2 separate regions of the Homo sapiens genome follow, and region 2 is linked to region 1. A link is a loop called in an ENCODE intact Hi-C map of the cell type or tissue named here. Cell type or tissue: heart right ventricle. All regions are shown on one strand. Region 1 overlaps GRIN2A (glutamate ionotropic receptor NMDA type subunit 2A). Region 2 overlaps GRIN2A (glutamate ionotropic receptor NMDA type subunit 2A).

The links. Hi-C counts contacts between places; a loop is a spot of excess contacts. Peaks named below come from ENCODE experiments on the same cell type or tissue, not always from the same donor. Only the 100,000 strongest peaks of a DNase experiment are listed, where the experiment ranks them.
Region 2: a loop joins it to region 1, with 5 times the contacts of the local background. A loop is called at or near these places in 8 of 110 quality-filtered maps.

Annotation. Positions count from the first base shown.
Region 1 is chr16:10,132,578-10,140,577 of GRCh38, forward strand. All of the region lies in intron 2 of GRIN2A (glutamate ionotropic receptor NMDA type subunit 2A), which reads right to left. Among named protein-coding and RNA genes, the nearest start is that of GRIN2A, 46 kb to the right of the region's middle. In heart right ventricle, no CTCF peak of the experiment used is centred here; no DNase peak of the experiment used is centred here.
Region 2 is chr16:10,084,057-10,092,056 of GRCh38, forward strand. All of the region lies in intron 2 of GRIN2A (glutamate ionotropic receptor NMDA type subunit 2A), which reads right to left. Among named protein-coding and RNA genes, the nearest start is that of GRIN2A, 94 kb to the right of the region's middle. In heart right ventricle, no CTCF peak of the experiment used is centred here; no DNase peak of the experiment used is centred here; H3K27ac peaks cover 790 bases.

The sequences.
Region 1 (8,000 bases):
CATAGGCATTGGAATCATTCGGGCATGGGGTTAAATCCCAGAGCCACCACTAACTAGATCTGTCATTTTAAGCAAGCTATCTGAACTTTCATTGCCTCGGTTTCCACAACCACAAAATGGGAATTTAGTACGTATGTCCTAAAGGACTGCAGAAAGAAGCAAAATAATACGTCTAAGCAGTGTAGCAGAAGACCTGGCACTTAACAGATTATAAGTTTCCCATTGCTGCTGTAACAAATTGCCATAAAGTTAGTGGCTTAGAGTGATGTAAAATGTATTAAAGTCCTGGAGGTCAGAAACCTAAAATGGACCAGCAGGCCTTCCTAGTGCTTCCTTCTAAGGCTTTAGAGGAGAATCCATTTCTTACCTTTTCCAGTTTGTAGAGTCTGCCCACATTCCTTAGCTCATGGCCACATCACTCTAACTCTGTTTCCATGGTCACATCTCCTTCTCTGACTCTTCCATGCCCGCCTCTTATAAGTACAGTCACAATTATATTGGGCCCACCAGATAATTTTGGATGAGGCTCTCATCTCAAGATGGATCCATAACTTAATCACATCTTCAAAATCCCTTTTGCCATAAATCATAACATTTATACAGGAGTCAGAGTTTAGAAGGTGAACATCTTTGAGAGGTCGTAGTTCTGCCTGCCAGGCCACCATCTTGCTCCGAAAGATTCACTCCATCTCCCCAAAACTAACTCACGATAGTGTCAAAGTCCAAAATTTTCATCAAAATCTCATCAGACCAGGCACAGTGACTCATGCCTGTAATCCCAGCATTTTGGGAGGCCAAGGCGGGTGGATCACCTGAGGTCAGGAGTTCGAGACCAGCCTGGCCAACATGATGAAACCAGTCTCTACTAAAAATACAAAAATTAGCCAGGCACGGTGCTGTGCACCCATAATCCCAGCTACTCTGAAGGCTGAGGCACGAGAAGCGCTTGAACCCGGGAGGTGGAGGTTGCAGTGAGCCAATATCATGCCACTGCACTCCAGCCTGGGTTGACAGAGTGAGATTCAGTCTCAAAAAAAATAATAATTATAAATAAATAAATAAATCTCATGAGCTCAGATGTCTAAAATCTTATCTCAATCACCTAAGTCAAGTACTTATAAGAATCTGAGCATGATCCCTCCTGGGTCAAAGTTTCTCTCCAACTGTGGACCTGTAAAACTAGAAAACGGATTATCTGCTCCCCAGATGCAATTGTGGAACAGGCATGGGATATCAGTTACAGGGGTTTTTGATTAAAAAAGGAATCAATGAAAAGAAAAAACAAGTTACCACATCCAAACAATTTTGGAATTCAGTTAGGCAGTCCGGATGCAGTGGCTAATCCCTGTAATCCTAACACTATGGGAGGCCAAGGTGGTTGGAATGCTTGAGCCCAGACATTGGAGACCAACCTGGACAACGTGGTGAAACCCCACCTCTGAAAAAGAAAAAAAAAATACAAAAACAGATTAGCTGGGTATGGTGGTGCATGCCTGTAGTCCAACCTACTCAGGAGGCTGAGGTGGGAGAATCACTTGAGACCAGGAAGTCGAAGGTGCAGTGAGTGATCACATCACCACACTCCAGTCTGGCCTTCAGGGTGAGACACTGTTTCCAGAAAAAAAAAAAAAAAAAAAAAATGGAGAGGAGAGATTCAGTTAGGCAAACATTAGGCTTCAAAGCCTAGAAATAATCCTCTCCCATCTCTGTCCTTTGAGCTTGAGGCTCTACCCTCTGAGTAACCAGTCCTTTCTCATGAAGGGTAATATGTGTTTCCAGCCTAAGAGTTTTAACCGTCATTTCCTGCCTGTAGAATTTGGGGAGTATATCATAGGTGATAATTGAACAATGAGAACACTTGGACAGAAGGCGGGGAATATCACACACCGGGGCCTGTCAGGGGGTAGGGGGCTGGGGGAGGGATAGCATTAGGAGAAATACTTAATGTAAATGATGAGTTGATGGGTGCAGCAAACCAACAGGGGACATGTATACCTATGTAACAAACCTGCACATTGTGCACATGTACCCTAGAACTTCGAGTATAATAATAATAAAAAAAAAATTTAGGGAGTGTAATGGCCTTCCTTCATTTTATCTTCTCTGTTCCCTTCTGTCCAAATTGCCAATGTTTATGCTGGTAGGAAATTTCAAAAACCTTATGGGTCTCCTGAGTATGTCATGGGGATTCACTCCATCAGACAAAAAATGGTTCTTCACAGTTCTTTCCTAGATAATCCTAATATCTATTCTTTGCTTCTGATTTGATGGCCAAGGGGTACATGAGTCTCATACCTAATCTCTTCAAAGAGCACTCTGTGTGGCTGAATACTGGGACTTTTTATCTTTCCAACGAACTAGCAAAAAAAAACTGTTCAGCCATACCCTTTCCTAACATGCTTTCCTGATAGTAAATCTCCTAATTTTAGCATCTTTTGCAATCCAGATAGGCTGAGAATTTCCCAAGTCATCAAATCTTGCTTTCTTTTTGCTTAACAGTTCTTGCTTCAATCTCTTTCCTCTCACATTTTACTAAAAGGAGCAAGAAGAAACCAGGCTGCCCCTTCAACACTTTACCAAGTTCATTGCTTGCAAGTTCAGATTTCCACACAACTGTAGCATATAATTCAGATAAATGCTCTGCCACTATATAACAAGGATGTCCTTTCCTCCAGTTTTCAATAACATTTCCTTCGTAGGTAGCCCTCCCTGGTAATGCTTTTAACGTCCATATTTCCACCAAAAGTCTGTTCATGATGATTTAGGTAGTCTCTAAAATGATGTATGCCTTCTCTAACATGTTTCTTACTTCTGAGTCCCCAGAAACAGAACTGTTAGCATTCGTATTTCCACTCACAGTCTGTTGAAGGATGTCTAGTCTTTTTCTCTGATGTGTCTCCAAATTATTCTAGCCTCTGCCCAACACACAATTCCAAGGCCACTGCCACTTTTTAAGGTATTTGTTACAACAGAGCCCTATTCTTGGCACCAAAATCTGTATTATTGAGGGTTCAATTAAAGGAACAGATGAGCGGGAGACATATATTAAGAAATACATGACAAGGAATTGGCTTACATGATTGTGGGGAATGGGTAGGTAAGTCCAATATCCACAGGGCAGGCTGGAACTTCTGGGCATGAGCTAAACCTTCTCTCCTCAGGTGGAATTTACTCTTCAGAGAAGCCTCAGCTCTACTCTTAAGGCATCTGACTGATTGAATCAGGCCCACCCAGATTATCTAAGATAACCTCCCTTAAAGTCAACTGATTATAAGCTTTAATCACACCTACAAAACACCTTCACAACCCACCTACATTAGAGTTTGACTGAGTACAGACTGTAGCCCCATCCAAGTTGACACAGAACTGACAGTTGTTGCATTCATCATACTCCGTCCCTAACACTCAAGACAGCTTCTCACGCATTCCTCTATCTCCTCCCCTGGGGCCAAGGTCCAGATAAGCACATGTAAGTTAAGTGAGCAAGTCTAAAAGCAGATGTGCTTATCCTTTCAATCACTCTACTTTTCATCACTCTCCCTTTTACACTCTGCTCCACCATCCAACCCCACTGGTTCTGAAGGTTTCCTATTGAACCACCCTCCCAGAAAGCCCATCATCTTCTGCTTTGGAAAGCCAATATTGTAAATATTGGAAGCATAACTTCCAGCACACACAAACACACACACACGCAATATCATCCCACCTCTTCAACAGATGAAGGCGAAAACAACTAAAATCCAAGAGTAAATCTCCAGCTAAAAACAAGCTCAAATAGCAACAAAAACTTCAAGGAGGAGATTCATTTGCAACTAGGTGCTAATGAAACCAGGTCCTCCTTCCAAGAAAATCAAACTGTGTAACTCAGAATAGCCAATTTAGGATGCAAGAGGCATTTGGCTAATTATACTCAATTGTAGACCTGTTATCCATGGTGTTAAACAAGGACTAAAGGTTAAAGATACTGATTAATAATTAATAAACTATCTCATTAAAAAAAGAAATCATTGCAATATTTTGCTCTGCATATTCTAGGTGACCTTTTCCTCCCCCATTTTTCTTCATATTTTGGATGAATTTATCTGTCAGTGGAAATGTCTTGAAAGAATAAGTTCACTCCACCTTCACAAGGATGGTAATGATGATGATGTTTATAGCAGCTACCATTTATGGGGGAACTGACCTTGGGCCTCACGACTGTGCTAAGCACTTAACATACAATGTTTCGTTTTATCATTATTATGACCTGAGGCCCTGAAAAAGAATTTGAGCTCCCAGTGGTTTGAGAAATGATCCCAGGAAACACTGGTAAGAGGAAAGAGAAGTGAGACAGGGAAGTAAAAGGAAACAATAAATGGTAAATTTTAAATTAAGTGACTGCTTAAGGCAACTGGGCCTTAAGATCACTAGAGACATCTGGGATATAGCATGAAATATCTACTCTACATCACAGTTATCCTGCCTACAAGACAACGGACTGGAGTGCTTATCCACAAATCCCTACCGTTGGCTGCTTCCAGCACCTTCACTCCCCCTGCAGGTGGGCTAAACCTGCTTCCAAAGCCAGAAAAGACAGAGTCGGAGGGGTTCACAGTGAGCAAGCTTCAGTATATGGAGGCAAGGACTGGGGGCATATGGGAAAGCCCCAACAGCACATGCTACATAACCCTAATAAGTAGGTGGTACCACCCTCATTTAAAAGGAGAACAAAAATGAGGCTCAGAGAAGATAAAGTAACTTGCTTAAATGAGGAGGCTGGATTGAAAGCAGGCCTGACTCTAAAGTCACATTCTTGCCCCCTACACATGCTGACAGGTGTTCCTATTTTCTCCATCTTAGTTTGAGCCATATCACCCACACCTGGAGGTCTGCAATGACCTAATGCTTTCACCTGCCTCCAGTCCTTCCTGCACACTATGGACAATTTCATTTCCCTTCCTTAGCTACTTACAAAACGGAGGACGAAGTTCAAACTCCATATTCAGGCACTCGATTATTCCCGTCAGCTGGCTGTATGGCCACTGTATGCCTTCCTGCCCCAGCCCTGGCCTACATTTCCTTAATTCAACTCACGTGCCATTTTTCTTCTTTTCAATAAAAATTCACTGTGCACCTATTCTGTGTGAGACACTATAGTTTCCTCCTCTGTAAAATGGGGGTAATTGTAGGGTTAAGAGCATTAAATGAGAGAGTGTGACATGCTTAGCACAAAGTAAGGGCTGAAGCAATGCAAGCCCGCATTATGAGCTCACCCAAGAGTCATGACTTTATCCTCAGAGCCTGGGATGCACCACATAGTACTTGTCATAAACTCCTAGATACTGAACATGATCTCTCTGCCTCTGAGGGGCCAGCTCCTTGAGATAATGGGCTGTACAGTCTGGGATGACAGAAAGAACCTTGGGCTTATAGCCAGAAGCCAGATTCCAAATTTGGATTTTACCAATCCCTGGCCATGAGACTCTGACCATATGAATCCACTCCTAGACCCTAGTTCTGTCATCACCAAGGTGGGCATGGCACTTTCCTCTTGGCATTAGTAGAAATTAAAGGCTCTGTAGATAATGCTTCATGAAAAGTGGGCTGTTTCCATCAAGCCTAAATCATATAAGTGTGTGAGATGGTTAACACTGAAGACTCAGAAGTCAGAGAGGGCTGAGTTTGAAACCACATTCGATCACTATTCAACTGTGAGACTGTATTGGTTCATTTTCACAATGTAAAGAACTATCTGAGACTGGGTAATTTATAAGGAACAGAGGTTTAATTGACTCACCGCTTGGCATGGCTGGGGAAGGAGACCTCAGGAAACTTACAATCATGGTGGAAGACGAAGAGGAAGCGAGGAACATCTCACACAGCGGAAGGATGGGGATGGGTAGAAAAGAAGCAATTGACACACACTTTTAAACCATCAGATCTCGTGAGAACTCGCTTACTATCACGAGAACAGCAAGGGGAAAATCCGCCCCCGTTATCCAATCACCTCCCACCAGGCCCCTCCCTGACACGTGGGGATTACAATTTGAGATGAGATTTGGGTGGGGACGCAGAGCCAAACCATATCAGAGACACTGTGCACTCTGTTTCCTTCTATGAGCCTCAGTTTTCCCATCTGTCAAGCAGGGGTAAGAATAGTGCCAGCATCCCAGACTTACTGTGAGGATTAAATGAGATATTTAAAGTACCTGGCATAGTTTCTTGCACATAATAAAATTTCAATACATGCCAACTATTATCATTATCATTATTACTATGCCATCATTATCAGAATGTTTTGAATATAGAATTGCTTGAGGATAGTTTATTGAATGATGAGTGAATTAAGTGCTGAGAGAACATCATCCACTAAGGTCTGAGTACCTAGATTTCAGAATTCTTGGTATGGGAGTTCTCCAGTGGGGAAACAAAAAGCCTTGCAATTAAGAAAACTGAAAAAGAACAGAACAGGCTTGGCCCAGTTGCCGAAGACCAGTCGTGTGTGAAATGCCTCAGAACACCGGATGGAGACAGCACGGATCAAGCCAAGTAAAAATTGAGAGCATGAAACAGACAGCCCTGGAGGCCTGGAATCTGCTGAGGCCATTTCTTCCTGAGACCTAGGGGTGGAAGCTTGGGGGTCAAGTCTGCTTTGAGAGGCAAGATCTCAGGCTGTGTGCAGAACACTTTTGCACCTCGTGTCTCAGTGATGGGAGGTCAGGGTGAGCTTCCCCACCAAACCCCAACAGGTGTTTATTATACCCTGTGGGGAGGCAGGGAGAGGAGAGGGAAATGTCTCTTCTGAAGAGGCCTAGGGCAAGAGGGGCAGCTGAAAGCCTCATTACAATGAAAACAGAAAATAGATCAAATTAAAAGCCAATTAAAAACAAAAGCCAATCTGCTTCCATTGTTAAAATCCAGATTCCAGTTGTCTGTCTGTAGGGTTTGGCCTGTGCAATTTAAACAAGACATCCCAGGGGATACAGATGTGGCTGCTCACACTTAGAGTAGTAAGGCCTTGGATGTTACTTAGTCCAGTGTTTCCAGACTTTCTTTACGATAAGAATCACCTGGGGATACCTTGTTAAAAAGGCAAGTATGCAACCTTACCCAAACATACTGAATCAAAGTGGGGTGGGGGGAATACCCAAGAGGTTGTAAGTTTAAAGAGCTCACAGGTTATTTTTAATATCAGAGAGGTTTAGGAAACACTGATTTGGTCTGTATCAGGTGCAGCAAATTCAAATATGTGCAGAACCCAGAGAGATGAGATAAATAATTTTTTTTTTTGAAGGGAGTCTCACTCTATCCCCCAGGCTGGAGCACAGTGGCGCAATCTTGGCTCCCTGCAACCTCCGCCTCCCAGGTTAAAGTGATCCTCATGCCTCAGTCTCCAGAGTAGCTGGGATTACAGGCACCTGAGATCCAGTAAATGAGAAATAGGAATCTATAGCCCTGCTGAACATTTCATAAGGCCTGGCATAATTCAAATTCTGCCCTGTAATCAGGCTGTCCCAGGCAACACAGGCAAGATTAAAGAAATATTTAAGTTTATTTGCTTTGGGCTGGAATATATATAACTCAGTGTAGTTCCACTGGTTACCTTATGTTCTGTTGATCTGCATTTCTAAGTGGCAATTGATTGTATGCTGTTAATTCATTTTTTTAAATAAAATCGATTAGTACTTAATTAATGTATTTTGTTTTGCCGGCAAAACACACAGTATACCATGACGATAAAAAGCCGCAGGATAAGAAGAGTCCCTGGTGAAGAAAAGGTGAGGAACTTCAGAAGAATTCAGGCCCAAATCTCTTTCAAAGATTTGGAAACTGGGTTCCCAAAAAGAGAGTTGACACATCCAGGGTCGGAGTGATAGTGACACAGTCAAGACTAGAATCCAAGTCTTCCCTGACTCTCAATCTAGTAAATTTTTCTATTATAATTCAAATAGGTAGCCTATGGGAGAATGAGATCTTTGGTTTTCTCTAGTCCAGAAAACACTCTTTCTTCTGGCACTTTT
Region 2 (8,000 bases), 49 kb before region 1:
TGCCACTGCACTCCAGCCTGGACAACAGAGTGAGACCCTGTCTAACAACAACAACAAAAGGCATTCAGTTGTAAAAATTAAATAAGTTGACAAATATCAAAGGCTTAGAACCTGGTGACATGTCTTCAGCACACAGTAAACACTCAATGACTATTTATATTCTTTACTGAGCACCTACTAAGAACCAAATGTTGTGCCAGCCCCTTGAATACAAAACAGGCATAGTCTCTGCCCTTTTTCCCACTCAGCACTTTAAGCATGGGGCTGAGCTCACAGCCTCATACAGAGCAAACCCCTTTTCATGTCAGTCTTGCATATAAGTGAGTCTTCTCTCCGAAAAACTGCTGCTGGGATAAAAGACTTCCTGGAACCTGGGGTCCAACACCAAGGCCACTAAGACCAAAAGACAACCCCAGTCTCTGACCTTATTTAGAATTCCTGTTCATAGGCGGCAAGAAAAAGAAAGATGTAACAATATGACCCCCAAGAAGGATATTCCCATTCTCTAGCAAAATCTCATTTTGGAATTGCATGTTGGGTGCCTGCCTCTTACTACCATGCCTCTTCTCAGCTGGTGTCATCTCCTCTGGGGAAGTTTTTCATCATCTTTGCTCAATTAGGAATTAATCTCCCTCATCTGACTTTTCTAGTATGATTTTTCATTCATGTCTTAATCACCACCTGACACTTTATTTATTTATTTATTTATTTATTTTCTGCCTCCAACCTCTGAAATGCAAGCTCCGTAAGGGTAAAAGGATATGGAGTGAGCTTAATGTTCCACAACTGGGACCTAGGTCAGTGCCTGATACATAGTAGACAACAGTCTACTGACACATAGATCAATAAATATCTATTGCATAAATGATAATAGTGTTAGTAGCAGCCAACACTTTGATACAATTTCCTATGCACCAGGAACCATTCCAAGGGCCTTATGTATATTAACTCATATAATCCCTGCAACAACTCCCTGAGCTAGGTACTGTTGTCATTCCCATATTGGGAAGAAAGAAGCTTGGCAGGGAGAGTTTTGGTCACTTGTTCAGTTATATAGCCAGTGAGTTACAGAGTAAGGATTTGTCAACTGAAGAAACACGAGGTTCATGCATCTAGAAAGGAGAGCTTTATTTCTTATAAGGGGTTGCAGCCTGTAAGCTGACCATCTCGCAGGCTGGGGAGTGTAGCATCCAGCAGAAACCAGAGGCAGGCACTTCAAAGGAGGCAAGGTGAGACAGGAATTTATGCTAACAGAATGGCTAAGTATACATACTCAAGTTATAGGAGGAGCTATGAATATTCACAAAAGAAGGGCACGCAAATGCACAGTAAATTAATATGAATGTCATATACATGCCATGTTCATTTTGGGGTGAAAACATAACATTTAAGTATACTATAATTTGGCCCCATGTGTCAAAAGGTGAATTAGAGGACATGAAGGCACTCAGTGTGCAGCCCCCGTAAACTGACCAGAACCACTTCATGCAAACAGAAGCTAGTTCTGGGTGTGCAAATCTTATCAGGAAGGAATGTTGCTTGGTTGGCCGTGTCAAACCTGTATAAAGCGAGGGGCAGAGTCAGGTGGTTGGTTGGAAACAGTGATGGAACAAGTCTTTTGAGATGGCCTGTTTCTGTTTAACCCTTAGGAAAGAAAGCCAAATGATGGTTAGCAAGGGAGAGGATATAATGTGGTAAGTCTGAGCTCCTGTCTGGTTATGGCTAGGAACTCAGTTTTCAAGGTTTCTCTGGGATCCCCCTGGCCAAGAAGGGGTTCCATTTAATTAGTTGGGGTGGTTTAGGATTTTATTTTTATTTCTAGGATTCAAACCAACCAGTCTGGCCCCAAAGTTTATGCGCTTAACCACAACACTAGAATGAATTAGTTAATTAACAAACAAAAAATGTCACGTCTGTCACATTCTGTAATGCCTGGGGCCATATTGGGGGATGTGCCTGTGTGCTCCACGGGTGTCCTCTTGAATGTTATAACCTCTACATGAAGCAAAATCCTATGTCCTGCACACAGTAGGCACTCAGAAAGTGTTTGTTGAATTGGATGACACCTGAGTTTGTGCTTCTGGACATTCTAAATACTTTTTTATGCAAATCTCCAGCTTTCCTTCCCATGGAGACTCACAGCACCTATGCAGCAAAGTGCATTGTTGGTGGTCCCTATCCAGAGCTTCTGACAATAAGTACATCAAAGCTAGGGTGCCACAGTGACACTGCCATCAGCTTCTGGGCCACAGGAATGCTCAACAGATGTGGATAATGAGTATGGAGGAGCAATGATGCCAAAAATAATTGTTCCTTGGGCCTTCTAGATCTTCTCACTTCCCCTGAGGAGAGATTGTGCATTCTGCCTACCCAGGAGGACAGGCAAGATTGCAAACACATAAGATGTTTGTGGCAACAACTAACAGCTGTCTGGCCAGACTTAACTGCAAGTGAGCAAATCCCGCCTTCTTCACTAGCTCAGAAGCTGCTGTAAAATTACAGAGGAGCCCCAGGAGAAGCTGCACCATACCAGGGGGTGGAGCAGCTCCAAAAAAAAAAAAAAAAAAAAAGGAAACAGAGAAAAAAATATCTGGCTACATATCTACCTGGGACAATCTGTTTTCTTAACAGTACACAGGACCATGTACCAGGACCAGGCAAGCAAAGCGTAGGCATATGCTACCCCTAGGCTAATCCACAGACCTCGGGGAAGAGCAAGCCGCAGTGCTAGGCTGCCAAGCTCTAAAAATACCCAGCTCATTCCCACCATGACACTCATGGTAAGCTCTTAGTGGGCAGGAATCCTGCCAAACAAATGCCTACCTAGCTGGATGATCCAGAATGAGCCCAGAGGCTGGGGACTATGCAAACACAGGATCCAGATAGGGACATGGTTTTCTCTTGAGCATGAATGAAGTTTTAAGAAAACTGGTGTGTGTGGATTACCATGAATTGGGGAGGAGGAACAAGGAGTGGAGGAGAAGCTCCTGCTATAACAATGGAAGTCGATGAATGCAGTGGCTAAAGCTGTAGGCTCGAGAGTCTGACCAAGTCCATGCAAATCTTGAACCTCTCACTTAATAAATACACAGCACTGGGGAGAAAGTTAACCTCTCTGAGCCTCAGTTTCCACATCTGTAAGAAAGGGACAATGATAATAATCACTACTATATCTACCGCATTGGTTTTTATAAGGAATGTAATAGATTATGTTATTGTTCAAATATCTGCTGTCCCTCCTCTCTACAGGACTCCTCCCTACTGGACAATTGGAATCCTCGCCAATGTTGGGCTGGGAGCCAGCGGAATGTAAGTGGGAGTGACAGTGCCACTTCCAGGAGAATCTTTAAGATCCATCTCTTCATCTACATCCTTCTCTTTTCCCTCTTCCATGAGATTAGCAATGACCTAGAAAGGAGCCCTCCGTCAGTCTGACTCTTGCATCTAAGACATGAAGCAGAGCTGCAACTAACCTCATATAACTGGAACAAGAAATCAACTTTCATAAACAACTCCAAAATCTCAGTAGCTTATTACTGTAGCATGAACCTGCTTAAACTGACTGATACAACAGTTAAATTATATCATCTATATAAGAGACTTAATGCATATCTGGCATTTTCTTTTTTATTTATTTTTGGGCAGGGTTGGGGAACAGGGTCTTACTCTGTGACCCAGGCTGGAGTGCAGTAGCATGATCTCAGCTCATTGCAGCCTCCATCGGGGCTCAAGTGATCCTCCCACCTCAGCTTTCCAAGTAGCTGGGACTATAGGCATGCACCACCATGCCCAGCTAATTTTTTTTTTTTTTTTTTTTTGAGACAGGGTTTCACCACGTTGCCCAGGCTGGTCTCGAACTCTGGGCTCAAGCAATCTGCCCACCTCGGCCTCCCAAAGTGCTAGGATTACAGGTGTGAGCCACCACGCCTGGCCTTAGCAAATTCTAAGCACTCAGAAAAGTTACTTTATTATTGCTATTATCAGTATCATCATCATGGGTTCTCACCCTTTTGGAGACATCCCATACCTTGTTGAAAGCTTTTGTTGTTGTTTACTCATGAAACCTTTGGACCCTCTCCCTTGAGAAACGCACATTTGGACACAATTTTGAAGATAAGTGCAGGTAGTTTGCACATCCCAGGCTCAGAGCCTCTGTTAGAGTCTCCCAGATTGAAAAATTCATCCTAAAGTCGATTTCCTAAGCTTCGGCCTGGAAATACTGCCAACATAGACTCTGTGTCATGTCAACTGTCACTGAGCACAAACAGGTAAAAATGCCACAGTGCCACTTTCCATCCTGGACAAACAGCCCAGGACATACAGGGAGGCAGGGATTGGCACACATGGAAGGAGAGTGCTGGCCCCTGGCTGCGTCCTCACCTCTGTGCTCAGGGCTGTGAGTGAGGATGGCAGACACAACAATCTATACCCACCCTAGACCTGCGGCATCTCTTAATCTGTGCTCCACAAGATCAGCGTCTGATCCTGGGGCCGCGGGCTGTCTGGGGAACATGCAGTTCTTTAGTGTCTGGATATCATTAGCTAATTTGTGTGTCCAATTTCAAAGAAATGTTTCCTCCCTAGAGGAGTTTCTACTCAAAGGACTGGCTATTTTTGGCTCCCACCCACTCGGCTGTGTTGTGCGAAGCCAGCATTTCCTAGACTATCCCAACCCCCACCTTTTCCTCTCTCCAGAGTCAGCAGCACTGGAGTCCAAAACAGTCTCCTGGGCATCCCCATAGCCTTGTATTCCCATCCATCTCGCAAGAAAAGATAAGTCAGCACTCTTGTAGAGGACATGCTTCCAACTAGGATCAAGGGAAGAGCTTCATTCACCCTTTCTTTCTCTTATTCATCCATTCATTTGTTTAACAAATAATTATTGACACCCTTCTCTATGCCCCATTACATATTGTCTGTATGACGTTGAGCAAGTTACATAATGTCTCTCCTCATGCCTCAGTTTTTTTATCTAAAAAATGGGATGACAATAAGAACAACCCAAGAGGCCACTGTAGTTATTAAGTATATTAATATATCCATAGCATTTAAATAATGCCTGGCACAAAGTAAGTGCTCGGTAAAATGTTAGTTGTACTTTGTCAACTACTGTAGTAATCAATAGGGACAAAACGGTGAGTGAAAACTAATACAGTTCCTGCCCCTACGAAGCTGATGATCCCCGAGGAGAAATATACATTAATCACATACCCTGGAGGTTAAAGATATATTCAGTACTCCTTGATTTTGGTGATGGTATCACAGATGTATGCATATGTCTAGATTCATTGAAACGTTTACAGTAAATATGTGCAATTTTTTGTATGTCAACTATACCTCAAAGCTTTATAAAATAAGCACAACAATGAATGTTAAATATGTAACCACCATAAGTGTTACCAACGAGAAGCATATGGTGGGTTCCAGGAGGGCAGTTGATACAGGTTATGGTTTAGGAACGATTTTTCTAAGGAGTAATGATGAGGTTGAGGTCTGGAGAATGTCTAAGAATTATGAGAGAGTTTGGGGTATGTGTGCTTCTTTCCGGGAGGGTTGAGGGGCTCTGTTTCAGACAGAAGAGGCAACATGTAGGAAGGTCCTCTCAATATCTAACACTGTTAGACATATAAAACCCTTGATAATAATAATCAAATAATCAGATAATAATAACAGAGGTCTAAACGGGAAACTATAAGATTTCAACAGCAAGCTGTCTTGATAAGGTTCCATCATCTCTCAAAAATTTATAACTAACAACAAGACAATTACTTCCCAAATCCCCTTGAAATTAATTCCATCCTCCTCCAGGAGCTATGATGGGTGGGAAATAAAACCGATGAGGGGGAGGCTCAAGTAGTAGTGATCATATCAGAGCATATCAAAACCTTGGTGAATTTTTACTCTTTAGTTTGACATGGAAATTTTCCCTAATCCCAAGACATAGATGATACCATGTGATAAAAAAAAATCTTAAGATACATTTATCCATTTATTTTACAGCTTTTTTAGTATTTAGGACCTACCAGGCATTATATGAGGTGCTAAAGACACAACGGTGACCAAGACACAGTCTACTGGTCTCTGTCCCCTATACTCTATTTTACCATATCTATCTCCAACCCTGTCAGACCCAAGAGGGAGGGGTTTCCAGTAGCCAAAAAAAAAATAGACCCAGGCAAAATAATTTTGAAATAGAAAAACAATGGTGAAGGACTTACATTACCCTCATTTCAAACATATTACAAAGCTACAGAAATCAAGAGAGTGTGGTATTAAGGGAAAGAGACAAATCACTGGAACAAAACTGAACGTTTAGAAATAAGCTCTGACACTGTCAATTGATTTTTGACAAACATGACAGGATAATTTGATAGGAAAAAGATAGTCTTTTCAACACATGATGCTGGGAAAATTTGATATCAATATGTGAAAAAGTGAACTTAAATCCTTATCTCCAAACCACACAAAAATTAACTCAAAATAGATCTTAGACCTAAATATAACAACTAAAACTATAAGGCTCCTTGAAAAAAAAATTAGAGAAAACCATCATGTCCTTGGGTTAAGCGGAAAGCTCTTAGACACAAAACCATTCATTATTCTTTTACTAGACATAAATGAAAAAATAGGCAAATTCATCTCCATTAAAATTTAAAACTTTTGCACTCCAAAGACACCATTAAGAATAAAAAGACAAGCCAGACTAGGAGAAAACATTTGCAAATCATACATATGATAAAGAACTGTATCAAAAATATATAAAGAACTCCTACAACTCAATAATAAAACAAACAGCTCAAAAATAAGATGAGCTAAAAAACTCTATACTCAATAGTTATTTCATCAAAGATGAAATACACATGGCCAATAAGAAATGAAAAGGAGTTAAACATCATTAGTCATTATGGAAATGAACATTAAAACCACAATGAGATTCCACTTCCATATACACACTAGAATGACTATAATGGAAAATATGGACAACACCAAGTGTTGGCAAGGATTCACAGAAACTGAAACCCTTGTACATTGCTGATGGCAATGTGATATGGTGCAACTACCTGTGAAAACAGTTTGGCAATTTTTTAAAAACTTAAAACGTAAAGTTACTATATGGCCCAGCAATTCCACTTATAGGTATCAACCCAAGAGAAATTAAGATATACATCCACACAGACTGGCATATAGATATTCACAGGAGTATTATCCCTAACAGACAAGAAGTAGAAATAACCCAAATACCCATGAGCTGGTAAATAAACAAAATGTTGGCTGGGCGCAGTGGATCACATCTATAACTTTGGAGGCTGAGGTAGGTGATCACTTGAGCCAGGAGTTTGAGATCAACCTGGGCAACATGGAAACCCCATCTCTACCAAATACGTATGTATGTGTGTGTATACACACACACACACACACACACACACACACACACAAACACACAAAATTAGCTGGGTGTGGTAGTGTATACCTGTAGTCCCAGCTACTCGTGAGGCTGAGGTGGGAGGATTGCTTGAGCCTCGGAGGCAGAGGCTGCAGTGAGCCACAGCCTGGGGAATAGGCCCCATCTCAAAAAAATAAAAAATAAACAAAATGTTATATATCCAGATAATGGAATGTTATTTGGAAATAGAAATGTAGAAAACACTGATACATGTGACAACATGAATTAACCTCAAAGACATTATGCTAAGTGAAAGAAGCCAGACTCAAGAGACTATATATTGTATGATTCCATTTACATTAAATTTCCAGAAAAGGAAAATCTATAGAGACAGAAAGTGGATCAGTGCTTGCTTGGGGCTGGGGTTAGGAGCAATGATTGACAGGCCTGAGATAATTTTTTTAGGGCTGGTGAAAATGTTCTAAAATTTATTTGGGGTGATGGTTGCAAAATCTGTAACTTTACTTTAAAAATCATTGGATTATGTATTTACAATGAGTGCATTTTATGATAAGTAAATTATATATCAATAAAGGTATTAAAATAATTAATCCTC